Regions from separate parts of the Homo sapiens genome. Here region 2 is linked to region 1. Evidence: chromatin contacts called from ENCODE Hi-C or POLR2A ChIA-PET data. All regions are on one chromosome and are shown on one strand. The core of a region is the stretch at or near the end of the contact, and the rest is flanking DNA. Distances in the headings are between cores, read along the strand shown.

The links. Hi-C counts contacts between places; a loop is a spot of excess contacts on that map. ChIA-PET counts read pairs that join two places held with the same protein, here RNA polymerase II (POLR2A). Pooled maps may share reads with other maps.
Region 2: a loop to region 1 is called in a map of PC-9, with 2.3 times the contacts of the local background. The contact joins the enhancer-like site here to the promoter of PLA2G6 in region 1. A Hi-C loop is called at or near these places in 2 of 168 maps with a recorded cell type or tissue (PC-9 and endothelial cell of hepatic sinusoid), 9 of 37 single-sample maps with no recorded cell type and 5 of 50 pooled maps. POLR2A ChIA-PET finds 5 or more read pairs at or near these places in 9 of 52 experiments (BJ, CD4-positive, alpha-beta T cell, CD8-positive, alpha-beta memory T cell and 6 more).

The regions. Positions count from the first base shown.
Region 1 is chr22:38,178,331-38,183,866 of GRCh38, forward strand. PLA2G6 (phospholipase A2 group VI) reads right to left here and starts at 3,500. Exons shown (of 17, transcript NM_003560.4): 1 at 3,334-3,500. RefSeq lists enhancers at 1,903-2,072, 2,353-2,422, 3,053-3,502, 3,452-3,746, 3,663-3,772.
Region 2 is chr22:38,296,607-38,302,142 of GRCh38, forward strand. It overlaps TPTEP2-CSNK1E (TPTEP2-CSNK1E readthrough), which reads right to left. Exons shown (of 15, transcript NM_001289912.2): 9 at 4,118-4,346; 10 at 3,289-3,459; 11 at 2,180-2,328. CSNK1E (casein kinase 1 epsilon) reads right to left here. Exons shown (of 11, transcript NM_152221.3): 5 at 4,118-4,346; 6 at 3,289-3,459; 7 at 2,180-2,328. Among named protein-coding and RNA genes, the nearest start is that of CSNK1E, 18 kb to the right of the region's middle. RefSeq lists enhancers at 1,713-2,913, 2,796-3,469. Within about 2 kb of position 2,810, at least 7 of the 41 ENCODE cell types and tissues checked have a DNase peak (open chromatin) inside an H3K27ac peak, as active enhancers do; they include PC-9, where a contact is called at or near this core.

The DNA.
Region 1 (5,536 bases), core at 2,250-4,749:
GAGGCCAAGGAAGGAGGATCACTTAAGCTCAGGACTTTGAGACCAGCCTGGGTAATATAGTGAGACCTCACCTCTACAAAAACTTAACAATTACCCAGGCATGGTATCTCTCATGCCTGTAAGTCCCAGCTACTAAGGTGGCTGAGGTGGGGGGATTGCTTAAGTCTAGCAGGTCGAGGCTGCAGTGAGCTGTGATTGTGCCACTGCAATCCAGCCTGAGCGACAGTGAGACCCTGTCTTAAAACAAAACAAGGCCGGGCGCGGTGGCTCACACCAGTAATCCCAGAACTTTGGGAGGCCGAGGCGGGTGGATCACTTGAGGTCAAGAGTTCAAGACCGGCCTGGCCAACATAGTGAAACCCCATCTCTACCAAAAAATACAAAAATTAGCTGGGTGTGGTGGCGTGCACCTGTAATTCCAGCTTCCTGGGAGACTGAGGTGGGAGAATCACTCAAACCCAGGAGGCGGAGGCTGCAGTGAGCTGAGATCGCACCACTGCGCTCCAGCCTGGGCAACAGAGTGAGACCCTGTCTCAAAACCAAAACAACCAACCAACCAAAAAAAACCCCACAAAATCCCTGACATCCTGGAACTTATATTTTAGACAGAGCTACTAATAATAAAGAAGATAAACAGGTAAATATTTACAAAGGTTTTAGATGACAATTAACTACTGAGGAGAAAAACCAGAGAATGGGGATAGGAAGTGCTGAGGTGGAGAGTGAAATTTTAGATTGGGTGAGGAGAGAAGTCTTCACCAAGAAATTGATCTTAAATAAATACCTGATGGAGAGAGATGAAAGTCATATGAATAGCTAGGCAAAGAGAGCGTGTGCAAAGGCCATGGGGCTGGAACATGTTTAGCGAGTTCCAGGAAAAGCAAGGAAGCCAGTGACATCAGAGAGGCAACAGGGGGCCAGGCATGTGCCATGAGAGGAGAGGCCACTGCAAAGAAACAACATTTTAACAAGATCACTCTGGCTGGGTGTGGGGTAAGAAACAGAGAGGCATCATAGATAATCTCACAGCTTTGACCTGAGCAACTGAATGAACAATACTCCTATGTCCTAAGATGAGAAAGAGAGTGGGAGGGACATGTTTTGGTGAAGAGTGGGGTCAGGGATGGAGGGCAGAACTAACAGGAGCTCAATTCTAAACTCTTAAGTTTGAGGCCTGGCGCGGTGGCTCACACCTGTAATCCCACCACTTTGGGAGGCCAAGGCAGGTGGATCACTTGAGATCAGGAGTTCGAGACCAGCCTGGCCAACACGGTGAAACCCCGCCTCTACAAAAATACAAAAATTAGTTGGGCATGATGGCGCATGCTTGTAATCCCAGCTACTTGGGAGGCTGAGGCAGGAGAATCAGGAGGTGGAGGTTGCAGTGAGCCGAGATCGTGCCATTGCATTCCAGCCTGGGTGACAGAGTGAGACTCTGTCTCAAAAAATAAATAAATCAATAAATAAATACTTCAAGTTTGAAAAGCCTAAGTTTGAGGTGCTGAGTAAGCAACTAGATTTGAGTATGTCATTCCAGGGAAAGGTCTGGACTGGACTGGGGATATAAATTTGTGGGCTGACAGAATAGAGACGGCACTTAAAGAAATAAGACTGGATGAGATCACCATCCGAAAACGAGAAGAGGCATTTAAGACATGACCCTATCAAAATCCACTGTGAAAGACACAGAACATATTCTCCCAGGGAGCCACCCTCTACAAAGTGAAGTTTGTAACACACTCTTCACTACGGCCCCTTACTCCTTGCCTACCTACTTCCCCCAGCACACACACCCAATAGATGTCTGCAGACACACACACACACACACACACACACACACACACACACACACAGAGTATTTAAATTTCTCCTTTCTGTATCTCTTAGTGATGTCATTCTGCTGAGTAAGAGGGAAACTCCCTTTTGGGGAGTCTCTCATGTAACAAGAAAGTAATCCACGGAAGGAACAAGAAGTGTCCTAAACAGTAGCAAACCTTACACATCAGGACAATCACACAGGCTCTGGTGTCAGATTCCAGCTTCAACCTCATCGGTGTGACCTCAAGCAACTCATGCGCCCTCTTTTTCTCATGTGAAGTGAGAATATCATTGGCCACACCAAGGGTAGCCTAGAACATCAGACAGTCCGTAAATATTTGTTAGATAAACGATGACTGAATGAATGGTGAAGAGAACATATACAGAAGAGCCTGACTCACAAGAGGTGATGAACAAACACTGCCAAATGATACACTGAAAGACAAGGGACCTCCTGCTCATCCTTCTCTCCTTGTCTTCTCATTCTAGCCCTTTCCCTTTCCACTCCTTTCAATTCTGCCTATGACCCAACAGTAAAATCATGTATTTGTACAGGGCCATACTGGTTATAAAGCTTTACCTTCTACATTTTCTCATTCAAATTTTGAACCTCATGGCAGACTTACGAGGGCAGGAGGTACAGTTCCCCTGTCACAGATGAGGAAACTGAGACTTGGACAGAAAACAGGTTCCAAACTCCAGGCAGAAACTCTAACAAAAACAATGCATTCAAAAACAATGCATTCAGCCCAAGGGTGCAGCCTCAACGTTGCCAAACCGAACCTGCCTGACATCCTGTTGGGCGGGTAAGAGGCAGGTGAGGGAAAGACCCAGAAGCTAGGGGGAGGTATTCGTTGGGGTCATGTGGGTAGCCCATTAAAAATACGGCCACAGGTCCCCTTGCCCTGTGCCCTCCCTGTCCCACACCCACAGGCTTGCCCCGACCCAGTCCCATGATCACCCTGGTCACATGCTCCCTGTCACCAGCTTCCAAGTCATCTGTGGGAGCAGGAGGTGGACACAGGATTAGGGGTGGGAGACTCTGGGGTGGCCAGGCTGAGGGGAAGGAGGGAGCATGTCGGGGGCAGGTCTGGAGGCACGCGAGAGAGGAAAGGCAAGGAAAAAAAGCAGGGAGGAAAGGCAGGAGAAGCAGGGAGTGAGAAATGAGTAGAGGCACCACGAAAGGTGGAGACGGACGTGAAGTGGGGAATCAAGTGAGCACTTAGAGGAGCACAGGAAGGAAAATTAGGACGGCCAATGGGGCCTAAAGAGGCACTGAGGGTCGGGGAAAGAGAAGAGATGGATTGACTCGGGAAGTTAGGGATACTGAGGGAGACACACGGAGGAGACTGGGGTTCAGGGGAGAAACTCAGGGTCGAAGCTGGGGTCCCTGGGGTCCACAAGTTCGAGATGAGACACGGGCGGTCTCGGGATGGGAATTGGGGACGCAGGGGGATGAAAAGATGGAAGGTGGGGGCACTCAGGGAGTCACATAAGGGTTAATGGAGGACATGCCTCAGAATCGGAGACACGAGGAATATCCAAAGGAGGGTCCGGCGGAGACTTGGGAGTCCGGAGCGCCGAGGAAGTTGGGGAACGGACCCCCAGGCCCCGCCCACCCGCGAGGTCACTCACCTCGGCTTACTCAGCACTTCTACTTCCTCCTACTTCCGCAAACAAACGGGCCTCGGGCCACGTGATGGCCTGACCACCGCTCTCCGCCAATCACTGGTGGCCCTGTCCCAGGCCTCCTCTAGGCTCCGCCCCCGCGCCCGAGGACGGCGGGAGGCGGGGTCCGCCATTTTTTTTAACTGCCCAATGGAAGGGGCTCCCTTAGCCAGGAGGACGAGCTTTCGGCGGGAGCCAATCCTCGGCGGCGAGGCGCGGCCATGTTTGTGCGGGGCAGAAGGTGCCCGGCTTCTTGGCAGTCCTGTTGATGAGGGCCAGGAGTCCTACCCTAGTCCGCCTTCCGCCTCCTAAAGCGACCAGAGCCTGGAGTCTGAAGTTACTGTTAATGATTGCTCGTAAAGATAAAAATAAAGGCAACAGAGGCATAGGGCATAACAAGGAGGAACCTGTTTTGATTTTTGCCAGGTAGCCTCAAGCCAGGGTTGCCAGATGTAGCATATAAAAAATACGGGATGTTAAGTTACATTTGAATTTCAGCTAAACAGCCAATACATTTTTTTCCGATAGAACAGAAATTGATTATAGCTTTTTTATTTTTCACAACTAAGGCCAAATTCCCTAGGGGAATTACCACATGTCCTTTTTTTTTTTTTTTTTGAGACAAGTCTCGCTCTGTCGACCATGCTGGAGTGCAGTGGCACGATCTCGCTCACTGCAACCTCCGCCTCCCGGATTCAAGCGATTCTCCTGCGTCAGCCTCCCGCGTAGCTGAGATTGCAGGCGCCCGCCACTACGCCCAGCTAATTTTTTGTATTTTTAGTAGAGACGGGGTTTCACCATGTTGGCCAGGCTGGTCTCGAACTCCTGACCTCAAGTGATCTGCCCGCCTCAGCCTCCCGAAGTGCTGGGATTACAGGCGTGAGCCACCACGCCCGGCTCCGAAATTTTTAACATAAGTATAATATACTAAGTTTAGTATTGTGTTAAAAATGTGTGCATTGTTGTCTGGCAACACACCCTGAGCCAGTCTCAGGAAATACCTTAGCACTTTCAGTAGGAACTTGGGCAAATGATCTCTGTGAACCTCAGACCCATCATCCAGGAAGTGGGCACAGTAATACAAGATTGTTGTAATATCTAGAAGTAAATTGGTCCCCATTCGTGCACATAGTGGGATTTCAATAAATGGCAGTTGTTAGGGTTAATAATGCCGATAATGAGGTATTTTGCAGAGAAGCCAGGAGACTAGACTTTAGTCACACATCTGCTTCGGACTGAGCAGGTCATGTCCTCTCTTCAGCCCACTGGCTTGGTTGGACCTTTTCTTTCCCTAATAATCACCCAACCCTAGGTCTAGATGAATCTGCCAGACTGCTCTCCATTTACGTGGGAAGTATAGTTGCGGGTGTCATTCTTGTGAAAAGAAGCGTGTAGGCCGGGTGCGGTGGCTCACGCCTATAATCCCAGCAGTTTGGGAGGCTGAGGCGGGTGGATCACTTGAGGTCAGGAGTTTGAGACCAGCCTGACCAACATGGTGAAACCCCATCTCTACTAAAAATACAAATAATTAGCTGGGTGTGCTGGCCATAGTCTGTAGTCCCAGCTGCTCAGGAGGCTGAGGCAGGAGAATTGCTTGAACCCAGGAGGCAGAGGTTGCAGTGAGCCAAGATCATGCCACTGTACTCCAGCCTGGGTGACAGAGCCAGACTCTGTCTCAAAAAAAAAAAAAGTGTGTTTCCTCCTTAGTCCGTCTAAAGATATTAGTGCCTAGACAGGGCAGCCAATGCAACTTGCGCAAGGTTTAGTTAAGAATCTTCACAGGTTAATGAAATTAACCATCTTAACTAATATCTGTACAGAGCTTTACCAGTTACAAAGTGACTTCACTTCCATCATATCCTCGTGTCCCCATTTTACAGGTGAGGAAATTGTTCCTTAAAGTAAGATTTAAAATTTGCTTAAGAGTTTCAGCTTGACTGCGCACAGTGGCTCACGCCTGTAATCCCAACACTTTGGGAGGCCGAGGTGGGCAGATCACTTGAGCTCAGGAGTTCAAGACCAGCTTGTGCAACATGGAGAAACCTCGTCT
Region 2 (5,536 bases), core at 1,560-4,059, 120 kb after region 1:
CTAACTCCAGGGCCTGCCTCAAGAGGGACTTCCAGGAAGGCGGTCAGACCAGCAGCAGTGGGTGGAGAGGTGCTCCTGGCCTGGTTGGAAAAGAGATCTTGCTGGCTAGACAGTCTTGTGAGACTCCATAAGGGAGGAACCTAGAGCAGTGATGTCCACAGAACGTTCTGGATGAAGGAAATGGTCCCATCTGCCTTGCCGGATGTGGTGGCCACTGGAGGGCAGTGGCATGATCTCAGCTCACTCCAATCTCTGCCTCCTGGGTTCAAGCGATTCTCCTGCCTCAGCCTCCCAAGCAGCTGGGATTACAGGAACACACCACCATGCCCAGCTAATTTTTGTGTTTTTAGTAGAAATGGGTTTCACCATGTTGGCCAGGCTGGTCTTAAACTCCTGACCTCAAGTCATCCGCCCTCTATGGCCTCCCAAAGTGCTGGGATTACAGGCATGAGCCACCAGGCCTGGCCGACATTTCCAGTCTTGATTAATTTTAATTCATTAAAAATGTGTCGCATGTGGCCAATGGCTACCATCTTGGACAGTGTCCGTCTAGAGAATACAAAATCCATTCTTGCAGTTGTGCTGAGCTGGAGGGCCAAGCCCATCACGAACCAGACGTGGGAGTGACTATCTCGATAAGAAAGTGCCCAGTGCCCAATGCCCTGTGGTGGAAAGAGCTGGTCCCAGGTGCTCAAGGCCATGGGCCCCATTTGGAGCCAGAAGGTCTAGGGTGAAGTCAGAGAAGACGTCCCCTGCCCATATCCCATTTCCAGCCTTGCTGAAAAGGGCAACAGAGGCCTCTCCCTGAGGTCCCTAGCCTGCGAGACCCCCATTCTCTGCCTGACCTCTGTGTTACTCCTTAGTGAACAAGAAACCCAGAGAGAAGAGAAGCCCAAGACCAATGTGCCGACCTTGGCTTCCAGGAGAACAGAGCCTTGGTCCTAACCATCTAGCAGGGTGGCTGAGGGCCCTGCCATGAAAGAGGCACACCAGGATGAAGCAAGAGGAGGTGTTTAATGAGTTCTGGTTCAACACAGAGGCCGCCAACGGGGTCTAGCTATGAGTCTGTCCTGGGACCCGTTCCCACCAGGCCCCTTGTGGGCAGTGGCCACCATCCCTCCCTCAGGCTGTCCTGGCCCTCAAGGACCCCATGGCAGGGCCTTTTCCACCATGGCCTCCACTGTGCTGCCATCTCTTGGGAACAGGGGGTCATCCCATCCTCCCAAGAAACACTTCCTCAGGCCTGGCCCCGATGGGCTCAGGCACACCTGGCGACATCAGAAATGGGGCCCTGGAGTCCAGACCACAGGCCAGTAGTTTTGGGGGGACAGCTCCTCCACCTCCTCCACCGGCCTATCTGGGGGGCTCTGGGTGCCCAGGGGAGCCGGGCACCTGAAAGGGACAAAAAGCACAGCTGAGGCTCAGCCTCTTGCGCTCACTGGTCAAGTGGCAAATTTTGGAAAAGCCAGACCTCAGAGGATCCTTACCAGTACGTGGGTGAGTACGTGGGCCCAGCACAGGGACAGGGGCGGGGACAGAAAGGTCCCTTCGCTGTCATGGGGCTGTCACGGGGCTGAGCCTGGCTCGAGGAAGCCCCCTTTTCCAGAAGAGATGTGAAACAAGACATACAATTTCACAGATTCCAGAGCTCTGGGTACGGCCGGCCAATGCTGCTCCCCACCCAACCCCACCCCTGGGACTCTTAAAAGAGGGAAACAGAACAACTGCCTAGCCAGACCCAGGGGCCCATGACCAAGAAGAAAGCAAGCACCATGACTGGGTCCAGGCTGGCCCGAGGGGCCATGGTGCAGGTAGCCACCTGGGATGTGCAGAACAGGAGCAGCAGGACGGTGTAGGCAGCAATCAGGGCAGCAGGGGGCGCCGCCAGCACCACCCATGCCCTGCTGCGGGCACCCAGGAGGGACCCCAGGTGAAGCCAGATCCTCCTTGTTCCGACGGGAGACAGCGCCCTGCCTGGGCCCTGCTGCCCATGGTGGCACAAGCTGTCAGCACGGATGAGGCTGGAGGGCTCTGGGACCCCAGTGAGGTCAACCACACTGTCCAGCTCGTACCTCCCGTCTGTCGGGAGCCCCTCCCGCCACCAGCTCACTCTGGCCCTCTGAGTCAGGGCCTTCCCCATCCAGTCCCCCAAGCCCGCCTTGGCCTCCAGGTGACTCACGAATTTCAGCATGTTCCAGTCAAAGACGTAGTCATAGGAGAAGCCCTGCCGGTGGAAGAGGTTGCGGAAGAGCTGACGTAGGTAAGAGTAGTCGGGCTTGTCGTCAAACCGCAGGGAGCGGCAGAAGTTGAGGTATGTTGAGAATTCGGCTGGAGGGTGTTGCAGAGGATAGAGAAGGCCACTGTGAGGCCCACGCTCCCAGACCCCCTGCAGCCAGCACTGTCCTAGCCACCCACTGTCCCTAGATACTTCCAATCTGTGAGAGGCAAGAAAAGGAGGCAACAGAGCCATGGCCTTCCCTATCCTACTGTGATGAAAGCCTAGCCTGCCCGTGAGCAGAGCCTCTGCTGCTTTCAGAGCAAGGGAAGACCTGCGAACAGTGGCCAGGAGCCTCTGCCAGGTAGCCGGATCCAGGAGCCATCCATGCCCACAGCTCTTCCGCTGCCCTCGCCAAGCACCCTGGGGCCCACAGATCAATCGTTGCCATAAATTCAAAGGACTGCAAGAGCCTGACGGGACCTTCTAACACAACCTAAGCAAGAAGAGGAAAACTTCCAATTCCTCCTCAAAAACACTGGGGAGAGGGCCCTTGGGAGATGAGGCAGGAATGTAGGCCGGGAAGCAACAGGTGTAACAGCCAGGACAGGGAAACCGGGCCTTCTGGCTGTGCCAAGGAGTGGCAAAGAGCCAGGGATTACTGCTCAGGTGCCAAGGGCTGTGGGGCAGCCCAGTGTGGGCTTTGTTGTTGTTGTTTTTGAGATGATGTCTCGCTCTGTCACCCAGACTGGAGTGCAATGGTGCAATCTCGGCTCACTGCAACCTCCGCTTCCCAGGTTCAAGCAATTCTCCTGCCTCAGCCTCCTGAGTAGCTGGGATTACAGGTGGGGCTAATTTTTGTATTTTTAGTAGAGACAGGGTTTCACCATGTTACTCAGGCTGGTCTCGACCTCCTGACCTCATGATCCACCTGCCTTGGCCTCCCAAAGTGCCAGGACTGCAGGCGTGAACCACCGCGCCTAGCCCCAGCGTGGGCTTTGTATGGCCTCACCTTTCCCTTAGACAGTGCCTCAGGGGCCCCCAGGCATGTCCCCTCCCACTGGGCTACTCACAGGGATAGCCTTTGCAGAGGACCTCGATGGGCGTTGACATCTTCTTCTCGCTGATCCGTTCATACTTCTGGCGCTTGGTGGCTGCTTTGAGCCCCTGCCAGGGCAGGGAGCCCAGGTTGAAGTACATGAGCACGTAGCCCAGGCTCTCCAGGTCATCTCGACGGCTTTGCTCTGCACAGAGAGTCAAAGACTAGGTGAGGGACAGGGGTCCACTCAGGCCCCTAACTCATCCTCTGGGTCATGCTCCTCACAATGCACCAGGACCCTCCTGCCCCCACGTCGGATGTTGCTCACTGCACGCATTTTAAACAGGCACTGCTATTATCCTCCTCCTACAGAGAAGAAGCCTGAGGCAGGGCCTTCTCAACTTAATTTGGGCCTAGTTTTTCCAGTTCAGGCACTTAATCATTCAATGACTATGAGAGGGCACCTACTGCCCCCTTGCCTGGCCCACCCCGTGGAGAGGTCACAAGCTTCAGCATCAGACAGGGCCGGGGTCAAGTCCAGCTTTGGCATTAGCTAAGCTGCATGACCTTAAGCAACCCATGTTAAACCTCTGAGCCTGTATCTTCCAGCCTGCACCAACAGGGCGGAGGAGGAAGCAGGGCCAGGGAAGGCGCCCGGCACACACAGCTTGGCTTACGAAGGGGAAGACCCGACTGTGCAAGGACACGGAATAAGCACGAGCTTGGGGGCAGACGGGGTGGGGACTTTCTCACTAGAAAAGAGCCTGGGGGCCTCCATCAGGGTAGGGGGTGAGAGGGCTCCAGAGAGCTGGGCCCCAGCCAGTGGCCCCGGGTGCACACTGCTCCAGGCCTGGCTCCCTCACCAATGCCCAGGTGCGTGTTGATGGAAGCGTAGCGGGCCGTGCCGGTCAGGTTCTTGTTTTCCCGGTAGGGAATGTGCTGGTGGGTGCGGGCGTCCCGGTACTTCTTGGCCAGGCCGAAGTCGATGATGTAGACCAGGTTGCCCTTCTTCCCCAGCCCCATGAGGAAGTTGTCGGGCTTGACGTCCCGGTGGATGAAGTTCTTGGAGTGGATATACTCGATGCGGCTGATCTGGGGAGGAGGGGGGCCATTTGTTCAACAGAGGGGCCCTTGCCTAGCACTCTGGGCCAGGCAGGGGCTGGGGCCACAGAGGTGGAAAGGCAGAGGGAGAAAGGCCTGCCTTCGACCATGAAGGATAACTAAGGGGCAGGCCAGAGAAGGCCTCCTGGAAAATGTGACATCAGGATGAACTCTAAAGGGGGAGTTCACCAAGTTGGCTGTGAGACAGAGAAAGAGAGTATTGCAGGAAAGCTAATGGGAAGATCCAGAAATGAAGAGTCTGCTAGAAAGGCAACTGGTTCCCCATGGAAGGCTTGCCTGCCCGGCCCCACACTCACAGGACTTAGGGAGCCAGAGAGGCAACAGATGTGGGCGAGGGGCAGGCAGGGAACATGGGGGAAGCCTAGACCAGGAAGAGGTGACAGAGGCAGAACACAAAAGACAGGGCTTCCGAAGGATGCCAAACTCAGACAGGCACATGGCCCTCTTTCCTTTGATATTTTTTTTTTTGAGATGGAGTCTCGGTCTGTTGCCCAGGCTGGAGTGCAGTGGCAAAATCTCGGCTCACTGCAACTTCTGCCTTCAGGGTTCAAGTGATTTTCCTGCCTCAGCCTCCCGAATAGCTGGGACTATAGGCACGCGCCACCACACCTGGCTAATTTTTTGTATTTTTAGCAGAGATGGCGTTTCACCATGATGGTCAGACTGGTCTCAAACTCCCGATCTCAGGAGATCCGCCTGCCTCGGCCTCCCAAAGTGCTGGGATTACAGACTTGAGCCACCTTTTCAGTCGAGTTTTTAAAACTCAAACTAATATCCATCCACATGCCGTGGCCTCTGGCTCTGGCCCCAGGTTCAGCACAGCTCAACATCTCCTGCACCTTTCTTGAGTTTCACACCATGAGGGGCTCTGGCGACCCTCTGCTCACACACCTTCAGCCTACATCGCAGGGCTTTTGCAGACCAAGATTAAAACCCCTGTACGAGATCTCCACATTCCATTCCAAGTTCAAAATTCTACAGTTTTGTATTTTTAAGAAGCTTTCCTCCCTATGCTGATGAAGGGCTTAGTACTTAACAACAGCCTGTTAGAGGGGCCTGTTTTGGCAAGGCGCTGAATGGTATCTCACCTAATCCCCTCAACAACCAACAAAGGAGAGACTCTCACATGAGGCCACTGAGGCTCAGAGAGGTTCGGCGTT